Linked DNA regions of Mus musculus: region 1 is linked to region 2. A link is a loop called in an ENCODE intact Hi-C map of the cell type or tissue named here. Cell type or tissue: heart. All regions are shown on one strand.

Evidence for each region. A loop is a pair of places that touch in the nucleus more often than their neighbours do. Peaks named below come from ENCODE experiments on the same cell type or tissue, not always from the same donor. Only the 100,000 strongest peaks of a DNase experiment are listed, where the experiment ranks them.
Region 1: a loop joins it to region 2, with 2.8 times the contacts of the local background. A loop is called at or near these places in 11 of 42 quality-filtered maps.

What each region holds. Positions count from the first base shown.
Region 1 is chr17:80,175,592-80,183,591 of GRCm38, reverse strand. Galm (galactose mutarotase) reads right to left here. Exons shown (of 7, transcript NM_176963.4): 5 at 1,890-2,031; 6 at 226-400. Among named protein-coding and RNA genes, the nearest start is that of Gm51284, 15 kb to the left of the region's middle. In heart, a CTCF peak has its summit at 3,405 (motif pointing right); a DNase peak (open chromatin) is centred at 3,411.
Region 2 is chr17:80,123,724-80,131,723 of GRCm38, reverse strand. It overlaps Galm (galactose mutarotase), which reads right to left and starts at 4,253. Exons shown (of 7, transcript NM_176963.4): 1 at 3,819-4,253. The coding sequence starts at 4,008. In heart, no CTCF peak of the experiment used is centred here; DNase peaks (open chromatin) are centred at 3,663 and 3,813; H3K4me3 peaks cover 1,459 bases; H3K27ac peaks cover 1,042 bases.

The DNA of each region.
Region 1 (8,000 bases), 52 kb before region 2:
GCACGCTTTCCAAGAAAGTGCAGAGAATGAATGTGGATCAGGAGACACACTGGAGAAAGATGATGGTACAAAATGTGTGCCTTTAGCTGTGGATTTTCTGGGGTTCTATACATGGAAAAGCACAGCCGTGGACTTTAACCATGCAGCCCCACTTGAGTGTTGTGACCTGTCAGGCTTCATGACAGTGGATCGACGCCACTCGGACAAGCGAGCTTGTGGCTTTACCTGATTGACCGAATCAGGCCAGTTCTGGGTCTCGAGGCAGAGACCTGAGTGCTTGGGATACACCGCACCGTTCTTGCCTTTCAGAGTACCATCCAAGAAGTTTCCTGTGTAAAACTGGACGCCTGGTTGTGTGGTATATACTTCCAGGATCCTCCCACTTGCAGCGTGACGCACCCTAGTGGGTAAAGACAAGCCGATCTGAGTAGGGGAGAGGCCAGAAAGCAGCTTTGGGACTGGAATTAGACCTGACTAAAAAAACAGGGGCAGGATATAGGAGATAAGAACAGGACAAAAATTCTTCCCAGGGAAGGCATGAGCTGTTGGCTTTAAGGACCCTGAGAAACAACTTGTCACATGATCTTGGCCTCTCTGGGGAATGGTAACACAAATTGACCACATCCAGTTATGGGAGCTGGGGAGGAGCAGCCAGGCTGGAGAGAGGCAATTCAAGGGTTCTGAGATTCCTTCTTTGGGATGCTCAAGATGGAACTCAGACCTCTACCTGCCTGTTCCTCTGAAGTCCTGGGAGTAAAGGCCCATGCAAACCTTCCCCAACTCCCTTCCAGTTCCCATGTCCAGCTACAGGGTTCTGAAAAGACTGATTGATATGAAGATGGAGTTTCTTTGTATAGCCCTGGCTGTCCTGAAATTCACTCTATAGACCAGGCTGGCCTCAAATTTAGACATATGCCTGTCTCTAACTCCTGAGTGCTAGGATTAAAGGCCTGTGCCAACACTGCCTAGCCTGGGTTTGTACTTCTTTTTTGTTTTTTGTTTTTTGAGACAAAGTTTCTCTGTATAGCCCTGGCTGTCCTGGAACTCAATTTGTAGACTAGGCTGGCCTCGAACTCAGAAATCCGCCTGCCTCTGCCTCCTGAGTGCTGGGATTAAAGGCGTGTGCCACCACGCCCGGCTTGGGTTTGTACTTCTTGTCAAAGGGATATAAAGGCCTGTGTCACACAGTCTTAAGCCAGTAGGCAAATCATATAGAAATCATGTAAAGTATGTTGTTGGACTGGTGAGATGGCTCTGCCAATACAAGCTTGAGAATACATTTCTGAAAGATATTCTCTCTCTCCCCCTCCCTCCCTCAATCCCTCCTTCTCTCTTTCCCACCCTCCCCCTAATACACACTAATAATATAACAAAAAAATTTAAAAGCAAAATACATTGTCAAACAAGAGGCTGGAGAAAAATGTTTCGGAAGAGGAGGCCCAGGATCTGAATCAATGGGGAGACGGTGGGAAGCGCTCCTTGGGTAGGGGTGGGGAGGACAGGAGCCTGATGTACACACAAGGAAGGTTTCCTGAGCAGGGGAGCCTAAGAGGCCCCTGTTCCCAGAGCTCCAAGGAGGAAAGGTACAGGAGGAAAGGACCAAGGGCTCTGGAGTTTAGAGAAGGCAGGGGGACCAGAACAGGAGATTTGGGCCTCAGAGAATTAGAGAAAAGGGGCTTATAGTCTAAGCAGAGATGAAAAGCCAGGGAGCATTCTGGGTAAGGTGACAGGAAGGATGTGAGGTTGGGGGAGGACGGAGCCTACAATGGGGTGTGGCATTTGACCTCTGTTCCCGTTAGGCGCTATTGAAACCGCCACAGGGAATGCTCCTCAAAATAAGACCTGCAGTTTCTCCTCCCATGGAGAGACACTAAGAACCAAGTCCCAACCTTGCACAAAACTTCTTTTCTTTTGACTCCTTCAGACAGAAATTATGGTCGAAACCATGGATGTGGTAATCCTGCAGGTGTGTTCCAAGCTCCACTGGCTTTCTCAGGTCGAAGGCAGTTCCTTCCACTGGAGCAATGACTCCTGGGAAGAGATTGGAGAAGACAAAGGTGGTTACAACCAAGACCAACGCTTTGGATACGCTGTCCTCATGACACTGGTTCGATTCTCTCAGCCTTTCTTTCAATTTGTAGAAAAGATGGGAGCCTGGATCCCAAGGATGGGAATGAGCTGTTGGGTTCCCTGATCAGAATACAGAATTGGTTGCCAAATGCTGCATCTAAAACAACGTAACATGGACAAAAGGGGTGGGCTGTAGCTCTATTGGCAGAGTGCTTCCAAAGGACATAAGAAACGCTGTGCTTAATTCCCTAGAACCGCAAACAACTAACTACATGGGGCATTCTACATCGTACCAGCACATAGGAGGTGGAGGCAGGAGGATCAAAAGTTCAAGTGTGCTGATTGTGGTGGCACACATCTTTAATCCCAGCACTCAGCAGGCAGAGAGGCAGGAACTCTGGGAGTTCCAGGACATCGAGGGCTATGCAGAGAGACCCTGTTTCAACCAAAACAAATAAGACAGACAGACAGACAGACAGACAGACAGAGATCTTGTCTCTAAAACAAACACAACCCATAAAAGTACTTAAACAAAAATTCTAAGTTGGGGAGATGGTTTAGAGAGGTCCTGAGTTCAAGCCTTCGGAACCCATATAAAACTGGATTCAGTAGCATTCCATGTTGGCTAAGTTTCCTCTACCATAGGACACAGCTGAGGCTTTTTTATGGTCTCAGCTATGGTAAAATGTTTGTCTTGTTTGGTTTTTGAGACAGGGTCTCTCTATACCAGGCTAGCCTCTTCCTCTCATGCTAGGACCAAAGGTGTAGACCACCATGCCCTACCCATGTTCCCTTTTGAGGCAGTGTCTCTTACTGGCCTGGACTTGACTAGTCTAGACTGGCCCAGTGAGTGCCAGGGTCTATGAGTTCTGCCTGCCCAGTCCTGTGCCATTTTGACTGTTTTGTTTTTTGTTTTTTCCTCTGTATATTGCCCCCCACCCCCAGGCTTCCTATTCCTTCTTGGGAGAGCCAACCCTGCCTTCCTTTTCACAACTCTTAGTCTTAGGTTTCTTTTTTATTTCCATATTTTTTTATTGGGTATTTATTTCAATTACATTTCCAATGCTATCCCAAAAGTCCCCCACTCGCTCCCCTACCCACCCACTCCCACTTCTTGGCCCTGGCGTTCCCCTGTACTGAGGCATATAAAGTTTGCACGACCAATGGGCCTCTCTTTCCACTGATGGCCGACTAGGTCATCTTCTGATACATATGCAGCTAGAGACACGAGCTCTGGAGGGGTATTGGTTAGTTCATATTGTTGTTCCACCTATAGGGTTGCAGATGTTTCTATCCCTTCGAATAGAAGGTAAATGCGCCTGCTTCCCAGGAGGTGGCGCTAGAAGCACAGGAGCAAGCACATCTGCTGTGCACGTGCCAATCAGTCCTCTGCATCCTGATTAGTTCTGGGAGAATTAGTAGCTAATTTTGGATCTCAAAGGCCAAATCCTAGATGGTGGGGATCCACTGGGTACATGGTGGGGATCCACTAGGTATATACATATATATATATATATATATATATATTTTTTTTTTTTTTTGTAGCATTTAAGTATACTCAAGTCAGTTTGTGGAGAAGCTTACCAAGATACATGTGGCCATCTTAAGTTTCTATATTTCATTCTTTTTGCAAAATATTTATCAAGGTTTTCACTATACAATTGTTCAATTGTCATTTTGGTTTTGGAAGTCCTTTATTGTAAATCACACACATATAATATTTAAAACACACATGTGTCTTATGTTATATTTATGTTATATGTGTTTATATTATTTATCTATAATTATAGATATATCTATACTTATCTCTATCTAGCTATGCCTATCTCTTTATATCTGTCTATAATTATAATAGACACAGTCTATAATGTAATTAATTAACTAATAGTTAATTATATACTATCTATCGTGTAGTATTATGCTCTGACTTTTCAGTAATTCACTATGAAGAACAGGCTGGCCTTGAACTCACAGAGATCCTATGGCCTCTATTTTCCAGTGCTGGGATGAAGGGTGTTCACTGCCATGGCTGACTGTAGAGATGATTTTTCTGTCTGAGGACAGACAGCAGCCGTGATGGTCATTCTTTATCTCTATGTATTCGGGATACATTTCATTTCTCCTTGAGATAGAGTTTTCCACTTTCTGGACTTCTGGGTAATTTTTTTCCCCAAAGATTTATTTATTTATTATATGTAAGTACACTGTAACTGTTTTCAGACACCCCAGAAGAGAGCATCAGATCTCATTATGGGTGGTTGTGAGCCACCATGTGGTTTCTGGGATTTGAACTCAGGACCTTCGGAAAAGCAGCCAGTGCTCTTAACTGCTGAGCCATCTCTCCAGCCCCTGGTAATGTTTTTATTATTTCTGTGGTGACTGGTGGGCCTCTGATACAGCAGCAAACCTGAAGACAGACTTTCTTTACAATGAACCCTGTGAAATTATGGAAGAGTTGGAGGGCAGCCCGCTGATTTCACAGCCTGTGAGTCACAGGGTTCAGGACTCTCTTCTGTCAAGGAATCTTTTTTGTTTGTTTGTTTGTTTTGTTTTGTTTTGTTTTTTTGAGACAGGGTTTCTCTGTGTAGCCCTGGCTGTCCTGGAACTCACTCTGTAGACCAGGCTGGCCTCGAACTCAGAAATCTGCCTGCCTCTGCCTCCCAAGTACTGGGATTAAAGGCGTGTGCCACCCGGCCTGCCAGGAAATCTTATTAGTAAACATGTGGCTTCACGCTACCCAGATGTCTGCTGTGGGACAACTTCTTGCTGCCCATCATTATCCCGGAGTCAGGTTGCTTCTGTCTGTCTGCTTTTATTATGCACCAATTGTGTGGCCAGACGCCTCCCAGACTGATCACAAAGATCTACAAATGTTGGATATTGTATGTATTTGGGGCTACGTGTGCATGGGTGCTCATACCATGTTGGGAGACGAGAACGAACGGCTTGTGGGGCCAATTCTCTCTCCAATCGGAGGGATTCAAACTCTGGTACGAGTCTTCACGGTCCCTGTGATGGCCTTGACTTTGAACTTGTGCTCCTTACCAAGCCTAACTTCCAAGGCATCCTTATGAAACTCACGAGCTTGGGATGAGTTCTAGTTCCGCCAACCTATATCCTGTGTGTCATCTTATATTACACCTTTTCCTGTTTACATTTCACCCTTTCTGAAAGCCATACTTGACTTACAGTCTTACCTTGTGACAGGCCTAATTGCTCCAGGTGTGTCAAAACTGCCTATAAATACTTCTCCACAAGGTATACATAGGAGACTGTAAGATATAAAAGCAGCCACGGAATTTCACGACAGGGCACACTGCAGGCCTGCTTCGCCGATATTGAGCAAACTGCAGGTCTGCCGCCTGTCGTGGAGCTGCCGTCACGTGCTGCGTACATGTTGTTGCGTTACATACGACACGGATGTTTTTGATGAATGATTTGCTTGGCTCTCAGGAGCCTACCCACACATGAATGAATCGACATGTGAGGGAAACACATACAGCATCAAGCAGAACTTGGAGAGGGTTAATTCTTAAAAACTATGCCTTAACACAAAATTAGAAATTTGGAAGAGCTGTGGTCGGTGGCGCACGCCTTTAATTCCAGCACTCCGGAGGCAGAGGTGTAGGATCTCTGTGATTTGGAGGCCAACCTGGTTAACACAGCAAGTTCCAGGACAGCCATGACTATGTAGAGCAGTGTTTCTCAGCCTGTGGGTTGAGACCCCCTTTCACAGGTGTCACACACCAGATGTTTATATTATGATTCACAACAGCAGTAAAATTATGGTTATGAAGTACTAACAAAAATGATTTTATGGTTGGGAGGTCACCACAGCACGAGGAACTGTAGTAAAGGGTGCAGCATCAGGAAGGCTGAGAACCACTGACATGAGAGACTTTTTTTTTTGTCTCAAACAAACAGACAAACAGACAAATTTAGAATAATTCTCTCTCTCTTCCTTCATTTCTTTCTTTGTTTCTTCCTTCCTCCCTCCCTCCTTTCCTTTCTTTGCTAAATCACAAGAAGCCATATGATTCAAATGTATTTTCTTTGTTTCTTTCGGATTTTCTTTTTTTCTTTTTGTTTTTTCGAGACAGGGTTTCTCTGTGTAGCCCTGGCTGTCCTGGAACTCACTTTGTAGACCAGGCTGGCCTCGAACTCAGAAATCCGCTTGCCTCTGCCTCCCGAGTGCCCGGATTAAAGGTGTGCACCACCATGCCCAGCTCTTTGGTTTTTCAAGGCAGGGTTTCTCTGTGTGTGGCTCTGAACTTCTGGAATGCACTCTTTAGCTCAGGCAGACCTAGAACTCAGAGCTCCACCCACATCTGCCTCCCAAGCACTGAGATTAAAGGCCTGCATCCCCACAGCCCAACCTAATCTTTTTTTTTTTTTCATTAATATGCTGCCATGTGTTTCATAGGCAGGTATGTAGAAATAATGAAAAATTTCCCCTAGATTTACCATGTCCTTGGAACTTTTTTAGTAAGTAGAATGTCTTTTTCTGTGACTCCCTCCACACTTTGGTAAAGTCCAACTCATTCCTTAAGAATATTCCTTAGGGCTAGAGAGATAGCTCAGCAGTTAAAGAACAAACCAGTTGCTCTTGTCTACAACCCAGATTCAACTCCTAGCATGCACATGCTAGCTTACAAAATGTCTGTTAATGTCAATTCCAGGGGCTCTGATGTCTGATGTTCTTTCTCTGGCCTCTGCAGGCACCAGGTATGCATATGATGCATAAATACACATGTAGGAAAAAATAAATGCCCATATACATAAAGTTAAAAAAGAATACTCTCTGAAAGAAAAAAAAAAAAGGATACTCTCCAAGTCATGAATGGTGTGATACATACTTGTGATCTCAGCATTACAAGGATGAGACAGGAGGTTAAGGCCACCTGGGGGTACAGAGCAACAGCAGGAAAAAAAAAAAGGAGTCATCTATAATATGATGGTACATGCTTGTAATAGCAGCCACTAGGGACTGGGCAGAAATATCTCCAGTTTGAGATTAGCCTGGATGACATAGTTTAAAAACACAAAGTTGGGCATAGTGGATCTCTGTGAGTTCGAGGCCAGCCTGCTCTGCTGGTCTATGTACTGAGTTCCGGAACAGCCAGAGGTACACACTAGAGAGAGCCTGACTCAGATATCTACATCTACAAAACCCAAAACAACAGTAGAAGTCAGAGTACTTCCTCTCACAGGTGTCACAGGTGTCACCTATTAGATATTTACATCACAATCATAACAGTAGCAAAACCAAGGGCAGACTGATCCTCTCTTCCTTTTTGTTATCATCAGACATGGAACAGACTTGCTCAAACATTTACTATCCTGTGGTCTAACTACCAGACTATAGCAAGCTTTCCACCTCTGCCAAAGGTGCGTTCCAAAAGGGCAGGAGCAGTTTCCTGTCCTCCATAGTCCCTGACCTGAGCTAGAACCTTTGCTTGGTGGAAAAGCTGATCTGCTTGAAACCAAGGCTGGAAAACGGGAGCCACTATGAAGGTGGCAGTGGTCTGTGACAAAGAACGAAAAGTCCAGATGGAGCAGGGCGTGGTGGCACACGCCTTTAATCCCAGCACTCAGGAGGCAGAGGCAGGCGGATTTCTGAGTTCGAGGCCAGCCTGGTCTAAAAGTGAGTTCCAGGACAGCCAGGGCTACACAGAGAAATCCTGTCTCGAAAAACCAAAAAAAAAAAAAGAAAGAAAGAAAAGTCCAGATGGCTTACGCGAGTGGTCTGAAGCAGACCCCTCGCTTCACAGAGACACTGGCCCAGGTGCAAAAGGAACTTGCCTGAAGTGATAATATCTCCAGATCTCAAAGCCTTCCAAAGTCAAAGACGGCCCTTTCTGGCGCACTATGATCTGTCTGTCTGCCGTGGGGACAGCACCTTCCACCCTCACCCCCCAAGTCCTCTTGGT
Region 2 (8,000 bases):
GAGACATTACTAATTTTTTCCAGGCTGTAACTAAATGATCATATATAATTTCCCCTTTAGAATTCTACAGAAGAAAGATCTCATTGCCCCAGAGAGAAGTCAAACCATTCTGACCTCTGGTCATGGCAGCCATCCAAGTAATTTCCATAAAAATCTATCTGGGAGACTGGCAGTCACAAAAGGGGCACAGTTCACAGAATTATCAGTGATTAGCACTTCTTTGTGTCTCCCAGCGTTTGTGAGAGAAGGTTAAGTCCTTTCACTTCAGTTTAGTTTCTTAATTTGTTTATGTAAATCTTTAAAGATTAAATCACAGTTACGTATTTACTTATTTATTCGTGTATGTGTTCAGGTGCCACACGTCTGAGGACAACTTGCAGGAGTCTGTCCTTCCTTCCACCACGTGGGTCCTGGAATCAGATTTGGATCGTCAGCCTGGGCAGCAAGCACTTTTATCCCATGAGCTATTTTCATGGTTCTCTTATCAGGGTCTTACTACGTAGCCCTGGCTGTCCTAGAACTTGCTAAAATAGATCAGGTGCCACCAGACTCACTCTAAAATGGTTTGGCTTTTTGTTTGTTTGTTTGTTTGTTTTTGAGACAGGGTTTCTTTGTGTAATAGTTGTAGCTGTCCTGGAACTTGCTTTGTAGACCATGCTGGCCTCCAACTCACAGAGAAGTGACTGCCTCTGCTTCCTAAGTGCTGGGATTCAAAGGTGTGTGCCTTTAAGCCTGGCATCTAAAATGGGGTCAAGCATACTAAAATCCACCAAGGTAGTAGTGGGGAACCATTTCGTACTTTCATAGTTGAGACACTGTACTTCCTGCTGTGACATGTGCCAACCCCTACCCGTGACAAAACAGAACTTTACCGGGGGAACTGGGTTTCCTGTGCCATGATCTTGAAGACAGCTAACATCTCAGAAAGCACTGCTTAATTAATATTCAACAGGTGTTTTCCTTTCAGCTTCTCCTTTGCAAAGAGCTTTCTTGCCTTTTTAAAAAATATTTTATTAGGTATTTTCCTCATTTACATTTCCAATGCTATCCCAAAAGTCCCCCATACCCACCTCCCCCACTCCCCTACCCACCCACTCCCCCTTTATGGCCCTGGCGTTCCCCTGTACTGGGGCATAAAAAGTTTGCAAGTCCATGGGCCTCTCTTTCCAGTGATGGCCGACTAGGCCATCTTTTGATACATATGCAGCTAGAGACAAGAGCTCCGGGGTACTGGTTAGTTCATAATGTTGTTCCACCTATAGGGTTGCAGATCCCTTTAGCTCCTTGGGTACTTTCTCTAGCTCCTCCATTGGGGGCCCTGTGATCCATCCAATAGCTGACTGTGAGCATCCACTTCTGTGTTTGCTAGGCCCCGGCATAGTCTCACAAGAGACAGCTACATCTGGGTCCTTTCAACAAAATCTTGCTAGTGTATGCAATGGTGCTTTCTCGCCTTTTAAAGTAGCTTTTCAGTATTCAAATCACAGCACAGGAATGAAAATGTCCGTCTTCACACAGCACCAAGAAGATTTTAAAAGCTTTGATTGGGTGAAGCCATAGGCTGGCGATGCTCAACCTTCCTAAGGCTGGGACCCTTTAAGATAATCTCTCATGTTATGGTGACCACCCCTCCCCAGCACAAAATTATTCCGTTGCTACTTCATAACTGTAATTTTGCTACTACATTTAATCATAATTTAAATATGTGACATATAGGTTATCTGACATGGAACCCACAAAGGAGTCTAGACTCACAGAGTGAGAGCCACGGCTCCAGGCTCCAGAGCCTTCTCAGTCACCAGGTAGCTCAACAAGAGACCGGCTGGGGCGCTAGTAAAGGCCTAAGAGTTGGCGCCTTTTGTCTAGAGTTTTTGTGAATAGGATAATCTGTTCACTAAGCCTCCAACAGGCACCCGGACGACAATGAATAGCTTCACAATTATTACTTCCGTGCCTGTAAGGAAAACTGGTGCTACCTGGGTGGGATGTCACCTCAGCTCACATTTCATAATGACTTCAAAGACATCTTGAGATTTTAGCTCAGGTCTCCCGGACTCTTACCTCCAAACTGAAAGTGGCCTGGAGTGAGGGTGGTTGGTATGTCTCTGGTCGCTGTAGGGTGGTGGGTTGTGCCCCTCTGCATGCCCAGTGAGGCAGAGACAGATGAAAAGAGCAGGTTCCCACCTGCTACCTCTAATCTCTTCCTGGTTCTGGAGTTCTAGGCCTCATATCAGATTCCCCCTCCACTCCACTGTAAATAATCTCTTGGCGATTTTATTTCAGCCCACAAAGGGGCTATTTTCCTAGCATAGAGGAGTGACTCTGTAGTTTCTAAAACTTTCTCCATCACCTGTCTGAATATAGAATGAGGAGCCAAGTCTCCACACCTTCCCACCAGCCTGTCTCTTATAACAAACAGCCTTCTCAATTAAGTTACCAAAGAAATTCTGCTGGGGGAAAAATAATAATCTTCAGGGCTGTGGAGGCTCCAGGACAACAAAGACATAAAGACAGCCAGCCAAGAAGAGAACATAAAACTCAGCAATCCTCTTATAATGCGTTTTGACAAGATGGGGGGGGGGCACATTAATTGCCTAAGGGACAAGTAAAAAAAAAAAAGTAAATAAGACAGGGTTTTCCTGTTGATCCCAAATGAAGAGCCAGGTTAAACATATGAAGAACCAGTTAGGTAGAAAAGGAACCACAAGGAAAACCTCAAATCCCCTTTTGTGGTACAAAGTTTGTTTACACCCATTACTGAGCAGAGCGAATTCATTCTCTTTCCATTTGCCCATTTTACTTCAGGGTTTGTTTTCTGTCTGGTTACGTGCAATGCTAAGGAATGGCAAGATATAATTTTTTCTCCTGCTGCAAATCAAACCGCAATCCAATGATTTAATTATGTAACTATTGAGCTAAAGTCTGAGCTCCGCGCCCCGCCCTCCCCCCCCCTCCGTAAACTGCAAGTTGAAAATGACCTTTGTCTATCTTGTTGAGTCCACTGCATTAACAGAGCTGTAAATGCATAAATTAAGATAAAACCTATGCGTGGATCAAGATGAAACGGCTGGCTCTTGCTCCAGGACAGCTTAGGCAGAACGAGGCCCTGTCCATTTAAAACAAAACAAAACAAAACAAAACAAAAAAACCCCACAAACACAAACAAAACAGACAAACAAAAACAAAAAGACATGCTGCGAATTGCGCAGCTGATCCTGATGACTATGTCCACGTCTTAGGAGGCCTTATTTCTACCCCTTTCATTGAGAACATGTTTCTGAGCAGATGAAGGACATTGTGCCCTACCTACATTGACCACAACAGCCAAGCAATCTGATGGGTTTACATCAGTCCTAAATTCTAAAGCATTTCTGCTCAAGGAGCCCTCAGAGAAGATTTGACAAGAGAAAGAAGGGAGATAGTAGCAGGCGCCCGTCCGTCTTTGATTTTCATTCCTCAGAAAACCACAAGCGAGGAATACATGCAAACCGCCCTGTGCCCCACAGTTCTAAGCTCATTCCAGGGAGTTGGTCTTTCTCAGCTGACTTCCTCGTGAACAGTGACAAAGTCTGACTAAGGGGGGCCAAGTCCTACAGCTATTTGGATTAGATCCGGTTTTTTTTTCCAACCTCAAAATCCTGTTAAGTGGCTTACATGAGCCCGTTCACGCGCTTCCAAGTAAGACTGCTCCAAGCTTGGGGACCTCAGTCAGGTCCCGTGAGTGACTGGAAGAACCCAGTGTACACAGGATCAGGAGTGTGTGCGGGCCTGTTTGACAGGCCAAACCGTTTAGCAGTCCTGGGCAGGACGCGACCCACCTTCCAATTCCGCAAAGCCAAGCACCACGTCTGAGGCTTTCCCCTGCCTGTCTTTGACCTGCAGAGCAGTGATCGTGCAGCCCCATGAGATGATGTCCACACTCAGCTGGTCTGACCGAAGCTGGAATTTCTCCACTGTCCCTCCCCCCGAGGGCAGCTCTCCAAACACGGTTCTGGTCACCGAAACCATTGGGAAAGTTCAGGGTGTGCAGCTTCTCCTTGCTGTTCAAACTCTAGCCTGGATCACGTTTGGAAAGATAAAGTTCCCGGGAGAAGGGGAGGAACTCAGACTAACTCCTCCCCTTTATTGCCTGGATTTAAACAGTTGACCACTCCTGGGGTCGGGGAAAATGCTCCGATGCCTTTTTAAAATTTTTCCTTTATCCGAGGTAACTGAGAAGCAAACTTTCCAGTTGAGTTTGCTGGTCTTTTCCTTCTCTAACCCTGACTGCAGTGCATGTCGGGAATAGTAGTCTTTAAGAAAATTGCAATTGCATCTTGGGGCATGTAGTTTAAAACGAACCAACTTTATTTTGCGCAGGTGCGCGCGCGTAAGGCATCTTTAGGGGGTCAAAAAAAGTCTCTCTCTCTCCTCTCCTCTTCTCTCTCTCTCTCTCTCTCTCTCTCTCTCTCTCTCTCTCTCTCTCTCTCTCTCTCTCTCTCTCTCTCTCTCTCTCTCTCTCTCCTCTCTCTCTCTCTCTCTCTCTCTCTCTCTCTCTCTCTCTCTCTCTCTTTCTCTCCTTTCCTCCTTTCTGAAAAGGTTCTCTCTTGTCCCTAATGGGCTCTGAAGAAACACATCTGGTGGGCAGGCTTGGAGGCCCGCTCCTTTACCTACTTTTCATCATCTCTTGGGCCATTCTGGTGTGGATTATCTGGGACTAGATTTAAAGAAACTGAAGGTTTGATGGCTAAGTCTGACGTTTCTCCTTTGTTGGCCTAGGATTAGGAAAGTGTTATTAGGATCCTCAGTAAGATCATGAGATTAAAATACCTCAGTCTTTCATTGCTTAATCTACAGCTCTAGATGGATTCTGGCTCTAGGAAGAAGAGGTCTGGGAGCCTAAAGACGTGTATAACTCAGTCTATCTGTATTTCTGGTCTTGATTTAGACACGGTGAGGGTGGAAACGCATCTGTGGTTAGAAAAACAGGAGAACTGAGCTCATGTTCCTGTAATCAAATGCCAATAAACAACTGTCTCACTCGTTTCTGACTGTGAAATATGAAGGAATCTTAAGCATTCATGCTACAAAGCCTCAATTATCCCTCTCGAAATTCGGGAAACTCTGATAGGAAAGAAAAAGAGCTTGCAGCAGGCTTTATTAAAGTACAATATCTAATATCAAAAAGACCCAAACAAGTCAAATTACAGACTGTGCGTCCCCTCACACAATAACCCAAAGGCACTCTTGTACACTGCTCATCACACACTCTTACAGACTCTGCAAGTCTCCTCAGCCCACTTACCGTGTGTGCCTGACTTATACACAGGCCCTTTCAACAACACTGTGCTAGCAACGATGCCTGAGAACCCTCTTCTGTGAGTGGGAAGACCACAGTTTTTATTTCTCAGCCTCCAGTTCTCAGTGTTCTGCCAAGCTCATGCTGCCAAGGGAAGAAAGACACCTTGGGTGGCTAGCACCAAGTGTAACCAGAGACGTTCCTATTGCTTAACTTGGCGCATGAAGTGTACCATATTTCCCTAAGATGTACAGGGTACGGGTCTTGATTTTCTTTCCCTGTGGCTTTGAAGTATTTAGAATGGTAAACAAGACTACCTTGTGTGAGCTGCAAACCTTGCTCCTTTTTTAACCAAACAGTCCATTTTCTTAACCTCACATCATTATTCTACATGCAGAGCCTTAATCGACAGCAGTGTTCATGATCACTGTCTGCAAGGAGGTCAACATCAAAGCAGCAATGGAGGAATGAACCATTGTTAAATACTACCAGCTATTTAATTTTGCTTTTTGGATAAATCCTGGGGGTTAAGTTAAATAGTACAGACTGTGGTGATATTTTTGTAAGAAGAGTTACTTAGCTTCTTTCTCAACCAGAGCAGAGGTGTGTAATACAACCAATTCAAACTCATCCCCAACTAGTTTACAAATAAATTAAGAAGGCTGGGCTGATTCCATGACAGGCTTCAGATTGGCAGTTCAGGACTATGCCTAAGAGCTGGGAAAGTCCAGGCAAGCCCAAGCAAGTCAGTTACCAGAAAACCAAACCAAACCAACCAACCAACCAACCAAACAAACAAACAAAAACCAGGCTTCAGACAGCTAGTTAGAAACTGCCGAGCTATCAGAAGCTGCCCAAGCCACATGGCCCGAGGCAAGGAAAATGGGTCAGCAGCAGTTTCCAGACCCCGTGCCCCATTAATGGTTCTGGAATGTCCCGAGAGATGGACTCAACAGATTAAGATAGAGGTCACTTCCCCTGGAATTCCTCTAAGGTGCAATAGCTCAAGCCTGCAAGCTCACTTCACGGTGTCTCTATTGTGGTAAATCTCCAACCCCAATAAGCCCAAGCAAAAACATAACTCAGTTACAAAATGTATAAGCTGCATGCCTAAATTGGGCAGATTACCACTACACTACTCTATTCCCCAGCTGAGATTCCCTTGCCACTTGTGGCTTCTCTGTGCCATGTGGTTCTGCTCCATCTTCCTTCCACATCCTCTTGCTCTGTCTTCTTCCTCCCTCATCCCTGCTCTTCTCCAACTCTCTAAAACCTCTAGCCCCACCTTTCCCTTCCAGGGACCAATCACAGGCTGTAGCCTTTACTTGACTAGTTAAAACAGGGAGAATGTTCACATGAAATTACCTGAGTATATGATCTCCTCCTCTTAGGGGCAGCCCCTCTTGAGGAAGCAGAGTTAACATTAGAATACAAATAGTACCAGGGCATCCCACAACACTCTATCTTGGTAATGGGAGCCCCCAGCACACTGGACTTAACTTCTGCAGAATAAAACACTTTGTGTTTTATATACTATTATATATAACACTAGTGTTATTTAACAAACACTATTTTTTTTTTTTTTGGTTCTTTTTCGAGACAGGGTTTCTCTGTATAGCCCTGGCTGTCCTCGAACTCAGAAATCCGCCTGCCTCTGCCTCCCGAGTGCTGGGATTAAAGGCGTGCGCCACCACGCCCGGCCTAACAAACACTATTATATATTGTGTTTATGTACTATTTGAGTTGGGATATCATTCTTCAACAAATCAAGGATCCTTACAAAATGAAACTCAGACTGTGGTTATTTTATTTGGTTTTGACAATTTCTGGGGAAAGAGGGGTTTAACCCCTAATCTACTCTTCTAACTGCTGGCCTGGCTACCTCCCCAGCGGTGTACCCCAGGCTGTTTCTCCTGGCCATGTGTTCACGGTCCACCTCCTCTAATGGTGGCTTCCTCTGTCTTCCTTGTTCTTCCTCCTCCAGCCTCACTACCGCTAACTCCTCCAATAATTGCCTGTAGCCAATTTTATTTAACCAATAGTTTAAAATCAAGGAACAAAGTTTGCACAACAAAAGCTTATAAACAGGAGAAGTCACTGGCAGGCCTAGACCTTCAGGTATAGAATTTAGCATTACAATGCATAGCAACAGACCAAACCTTAGCAAAGGTGCCAGGCTGAACAGTTAAAGAATAAGGCTTGAGTCCGGCAGTGGTGGCGCATGCCTTTAATCCCAGCACTTGGGAGGCAGAGGCAGGTGGATTTCTGAGTTCGAGGCCAGCCTGGTCTACAGAGTGAGTTCCAGGACAGCCAGGACTACACAGAGAAACCCTGTCTTGAAAAACAAAAAACAAAAAACAAAACAAAACAAAACAAAAAAAACAAAGAATAAGGCTTGCTCCTTTTCAGTGGGGGCATAGTCCTCTAAACAAGCCAGAGGCCTGAGGATATGTGAGCTCATGGACCCTGGGTTCTTCATGATACAAAAACTTCAGGATGTACTGCACCCAGGACCTCAGCTCCAGAACTCACAAAGGTGACTCTGAAGCCTTAAGCTATTGACAGGCAGCTGCAATAGGAAACTCTTAGTCTATCTGGAAAGACACCGGAGGCGGTACTCTTCCACCAGGTTGATCTGTTCCCTGTTTTCTCTCTCTCCTTCTCTTTCTTCCCCTCCTCCTCCCCCTCCCTCCCCCCACAAAGTCCAGGCTCCTGCGCTGTT